2 separate regions of the Mus musculus genome follow, and region 2 is linked to region 1. The links are chromatin loops, found by intact Hi-C in ENCODE. Cell type or tissue: left cerebral cortex. All regions are shown on one strand. Links, peaks and the distances in the headings refer to the core of each region. The heading gives the core; the rest is flanking DNA. Region 1 overlaps C030047K22Rik (a long non-coding RNA gene). Region 2 holds the start of Cdh10 (cadherin 10).

Region 1 (2,815 bases), core at 251-2,750:
AAAATAAAATAAATTAAAAAACAAAACAAAGCAGAGAGTGCGATTCAATGGCACAGTACTTATGTACCATATTCAAAGCCTAGTACCCAGAGGGAGGAAAAGAACATGCATTAACAGTTCCTTGACACACACACACACGCATATACATATATACACATATGTGTGTGTGTGTGTGTTTTAGTAGCAAATTTTAAAACTTAATATATGTGTTTGAGTAAATGAAGTTGTGAAGTAAACAATGGTGTCCCGAGCATCTTGAAATCCTTGTTACTAGTGATGGATACGTACCAAAAGTAAGTGGAAGGCAAGATTATTTAAATAGAACAAGTATTCAGGGAAAAAAATCAATCATATTCTAGAAAGAGCATAAATTCTCCCATCATAACCCAAGAACTTAGAGCATAAGCTCTATCCAGCAAGTGAAGAAGTTACTAAAGTTGTGTGGTTCTGAGGCTCTTGCAGTATTCCAAGTTTTTCTAATTTTTCTATATTCACTCAGGCATGTTGCTGCCTGCCCAAAATGCGAGCCACACATTCTCAGCAGACAAATTATGCATTGATATCCTTACTGTGATTTCAATGAACCATGGTCAACCATGATCTGAGAATTACGAATGCGAAATCCCGGAGAAAACTTTTAAACTTCATGCTGCCTTTAGTAGCACAGTGACAGGACACATCATCCCACTTATCCTATTTGGTACACGACTCATGCCTGACATAGGATTCAAATCCGTGAGGTCCGCTTGATTGGTTATTACATTAACAGTGCTTAAATCAAGCAACTGTCCCTGAGCAGTAACATTGTCACTTACTTGTCTTCATCACTCATGCAAGTATGAACCAGGTATGACTCAGGTTGGCATCCATGAATAGATGAGATTGAACATGTTCATGGTGGCATGTACAAAGAAGGGCCTTCATTTCATCTGTCAGGCATTTAAATACCTATGGTCAGCATTAGAGATATGAAGAGCAAAGTAAAATATTTTGAGAGAGAAGAGAGTCTATATCCACAAGGCTTTTATTAGAGTATATGCTTATGATTGTTTTATTATTGAAATTATTAATTTTTGCTCCGCTTGAATTGTGCTGAGTAATTTTTTATCATAAGTATTCATATGTAGAAAAATAAAAATAGGACACACAGCCCTCAGCACTATTTATAGCCCCAAGCTTCCACTGAAGGTCTTGAATCACATCCTCCACAAATAATCGAGGATGAGTAAACCTAAAAATGGTAGACAATACCTCTATCTGAGAGATTGCCAGATGAATGTGTGGAAAAAAAAGAAACACGTTTTAAAATAGAGAATAGTAAAATAAGCAGGAAGCTGTGAACTTTAGAAGTGACTCTGTGCATGTGAAATAAAGACCAATATCACAGATGCTCTCTGGAAAGGAATAGGGGAAAGTGGGAAGGGGCAGTAATGTGTTAATAAGATTGAGTTTATTGTTTTAGGTTCTGCCTTAGCTCGGCTGTTTCCTGGAAGCCTGGCCATCAGAGAAGGACCAGCTGCTATGGCAGACTCCTGAAGCAACTGTGGAATAGCAAATAGCTAGACTGCCCCTGAAAAGTGCCAGAGTACGGGGGGAGGGTAACTGTCATGTTCCTAGCTCAAACGATGACAACATTTCTATTTCTTACTATATGAAAGTTAAGTATGTATTACTTGAGTCACTATAATTATAAACTGAGCCCATCTTCATAGCTAAGGAAGTGTTTGGATCTCAAATCCCTGCTGCAAGCAGAGCCCTCAGAATACAAGGGTAGTTAAGCAAGCTTCAAATCCAAGTTGCTCCAAACAGTGGGAGTAAATGCACCCCCAGCTGGCATGGGTGACTGAGAACTGGCATCTGTGGCTTGTAATTCCACCCTTATGGTGTGAAGGAGAATGCAGACAACCATGTTAGGACTATTTTCAATTGATCATTGTCTCTTTTCAGTTGTTTCATTGAGAAACCTTGTAATTAACCTTCACCCAGAGGTTTCAGTTTTGGAAATGGGAATAGCATATTTTTGGCTATGTTGTTTGAGGAGTAGAATGAGATCAATATAGTCAATAAGACTAAAATAGAACAAATGCAAATAGTTCAATGAAATTGGACACATTGACATATGTTAGCATATTCAAGATGTGATTGAAGAAATAAATTAATTTCAGTTTAAAATAATAATGAAAGAGCAAACTAAATGAAAAGCAATCTGCTCAAGGGGAGCAAAATCCCATATAACTTTCTTTTGCCTCACAAAACTTAGGTGACAATAGTGCTCTGAGGTTTCATGCGTTTGTGATTACTGACATCACAATCAGGGGGTCACCTTCTCAAATATCACATTACTCATGTACACTTCTGTAGCGACTGCTGTAATAAGCCTACAACCAGGCAGGTTTCAAAATCGCTCTTCCACAATGTTTGTTGATAAAAACAGAAATAACTCAGTGCCTGTACCAAGTTTTTTGTGGTGATGTATCCATTAAGGAGCAGCGTGGACATGATATGCATAATGGTTCTAAACCTATCTATGTGTACCTTATCTATAGTGCTTTAGCCTTAAGGAATCAAGTGATGAACAGCTAATGTAAAGAAGCTAATACATGCTAAACACAATCTGACGGCCTAGGTAATGACTGTGATGTTACAATAGAGTGCTTAATGATCTCACTCTGAGGGAAACAAGATGCCTATTGATACAGATGGACATTGCCCAACTTTGCAAGTATGGTGACAAGGTCGGGTTCACTTATCTCTTTTCCTTCTCCTTTAAAAAATTTTTTTTGTATATTTTTATTGCATTTTCTCTTGCCCGCCT
Region 2 (2,815 bases), core at 176-2,675, 70 kb after region 1:
TTTAAAGTGTCTCTGGCCTTCCTCGTCTATTAGTGCCTTCCTGTTTGTTTGTTTGTTTGTTTTCTGTCTGCTGTTGTTGTTGCTGCTGTTGTTGTTAGTTTGAGTGTGTAAAGTGTCTCCTGCTTGGTAAGTTATCAAATGTGTCCTCTCTGGGTTCTTGGCATCTTACCCCAGCAGTAGCAGGGAAGAGGGAGGTGAGTTCTGTAGACTGGTGCTGCCACTCTTACCTTAGTATTTATACCTTTAGCAAAGGTACTTAACAGCTCAGTAAGCTTATTGTGCTTTCTAATCACAGTTGCCTGACATGATCTTCATAATTGTTGTTGTATTTTATATTTTTATAATGTACATGTATAAGATTTATTTATAGGTAGCATTTTTTTTTTCAGAAGGAATCTACATGCATGTAGCCAAGAAAATGTAAAGGTGTTAACTATTGTGTGGAGCTATACTGACATCTTTGGTTAGGTTCTGGTTGATGAAAACTTAATGTAGAGATAGAAGAATTGGGAAAAGGACAATTAACGGGTTGAGGGGCAGCTGGAACCATCCAGATGCATCGGTATCAGACTGTACGCTGTTTTAGACATAAATACATTTATGAGAAAAAGTTTAAAAGCAAAAAAAAATTGTGTCAACTCCCAAATCTGAATATTTTAATGATACTAATTATATATGTAAATTATTAATGACACAGGCTGAGAGCATAGCTTGTATGATTAAACTGACAGAACTGCTCAGAGACATTCTCAAATGAGGAAGAGGAAGGTGTGTTCTCCTTATGACAATAAACAAGGAATAAAGGTATTTGGAGAACCAAAAAGTTCACTTGCCCTCAAAATAAAGGTTTAAAGCCAGCCCCCACCCACACCAATTATTCTCTGTTGTTAATATACCTGGTCTGATTGCCCTTTGCTTGGCGCTCCGCTAATATTTGTGTTTGGACGGGCTGTTCTAAGGATGCTGCAGGCATATCCGTGCCAGAGAAAAGCAAAGAAGTAAATTTTTTTTTAATTTCTTTTTTTCTTTTTCTTTTTTTTTTAAATTTTAATTGCTAGAAGCAGTCGCAGAATCCGAGTTTCTGGGATTGTGTTAGGGGCGCAGGCGGATTAGATGGGGCCGATTACCTTAGGCTGGAAACAGAGAGTCTTTCTGCCCTGCGGGGGAGGGGACGCCTTTCATGCGCAGCCCTCCTCTCGGATGCTCCCTCCCTCGCATTCACTTGCAAATCGCTGTGTGCTGGCAGGAGCCGGCACTTCCAGTCTCTAACCTTCCCATGGCGAGTGCTGCAGCTCCATCAGCAGAACCTTTCTCTCCGTGTGAGGAACGGCTTTCCCCCCACCCTTTCCTTTCTTCCCCCCCCCCCTTCCTTAATCAGAACCACTGAATGAAAGCCAATCAGAGAGAGAGAGAGAGAGAGAGAGGGAGAGTTCGCTCCCCCCTCCCCGCTTTCTTTGGTTCCCTGCCGTCCAGAGTTAAAAGTGACGCTGAGAGAAAGCTTGAGTTAGACCGAAGTAGAATCAGGGAGAGAAAAATAACAGCAGAAAACAAACAGAAAGGGGGACAGGGGGACAGGCTCTTCAGGGTTATTTGGCTGGAACCAACTTCCGTTTTCCAGAAGCTGATGAAACAAGGTAGGAGGAATTCACCTCTTGTCTTTTAACTGCTGTAAGGTCTTGCCATTTCTTCCCTTGCTGGGGGTGGACATATGGGGTAGGTATGTTCTTGCCTCTTTTTTTATTTTTTATTTTTATTTTTTTAAGTTATATGCGCAATTATTCTAAAAATCCTTACCTTTCAGTAAACAAATGAGCATGCAACTCTTTCTGATGAGTTTCCAGGAACAACTGCTTTCCATGTAGGTAATGGGAAGCCGGATAAATAATCTATTATGTTCAACAGTGTGGGGTCTTGCTAGTGGAGTTTTCGAATTCATTCATTCTGAACAATTGCTGAAAATGTTTACGGAGTGTCATTAGTCTTGCTCGTTCCTGTTTACCTCTGTCTCGGATAGCAGCTTAGCAGGTAGCACTGTTTGCTGTGAACTCTAGCTTCAGCTAACATTACTTTGCATTCCATATGAACGGGTTCACTCCTCACTTATCCCTGGTCATAGTTCGTTATGCATTCAGTATAGAGAGAAATGACAGCCAGAGGACAGATGCCTTGAAGCTGTGAGTGGTCACATCTACAGGAAGACAGTCGATTGACATTCATCAGAAACAGGATGGATATAATTCCTATGCTCACCTTTTGTATGAGTAGGAAGTATCAGGGGGTAAAATTTAAAAGGGGGGGGGGATTAAATGCATGCAGTCAGCAGTTGCAGCATTTATTGTCTCTGCTGCAATAAAATCCATATTTTATGTGGTGTTAAATTAATGCAGCATGTTGGCATGTCTAAATGGATGTCCTCAACAAGTAACTATTATAGCACTGTAAGTATGGGCCAAAGCAGTAGTCGGCAAATGTTTCCATGCCACCACAATAAAAACCAAGTACCTCTTTCCCATGTACAGGGGAGAGGCTATAGGTATAATCAAAGACAAACATTTAAAACTGACCTATCATCTCTTGCTTTCAAAAAGAAAAAAGAAAAAAAAAAAGGAAAGCCGATCTATTTCCTACAATTGTGGTCCTTCATTCCAGTAAAAGCTCCTATTATCCAAAGCGGCACATGCATTGCTACTCTTTGGAGATGCTTCCTTTAAAAAAATATATCTAATTTTTTTTTCTCTTGTAAGATCTATTTTAAAAATAATCTGTCCCTGTGATGCTGACAACTGTTATACTTCAATGCATATGTTAGGAGACT

The links. Peaks named below come from ENCODE experiments on the same cell type or tissue, not always from the same donor. Only the 100,000 strongest peaks of a DNase experiment are listed, where the experiment ranks them.
Region 2: it touches region 1 in a loop (8-fold over the local background); 3 of 42 quality-filtered maps call a loop at or near these places.

Annotation. Positions count from the first base shown.
Region 1 is chr15:18,747,230-18,750,044 of GRCm38, forward strand. The region is part of intron 2 of C030047K22Rik (a long non-coding RNA gene); the gene reads right to left. Among named protein-coding and RNA genes, the nearest start is that of Cdh10, 70 kb to the right of the region's middle. In left cerebral cortex, for the core only: no CTCF peak of the experiment used is centred there; DNase peaks (open chromatin) are centred at 1,598 and 1,769; H3K27ac peaks cover 330 bases.
Region 2 is chr15:18,817,454-18,820,268 of GRCm38, forward strand. It overlaps Cdh10 (cadherin 10), which reads left to right and starts at 1,494. Exons shown (of 12, transcript NM_001316758.1): 1 at 1,494-1,634. It overlaps C030047K22Rik (a long non-coding RNA gene), which reads right to left and starts at 1,505. Exons shown (of 4, transcript XR_383849.4): 1 at 1,128-1,505. In left cerebral cortex, for the core only: no CTCF peak of the experiment used is centred there; DNase peaks (open chromatin) are centred at 1,247, 2,108 and 2,384; H3K4me3 peaks cover 1,980 bases; H3K27ac peaks cover 1,981 bases.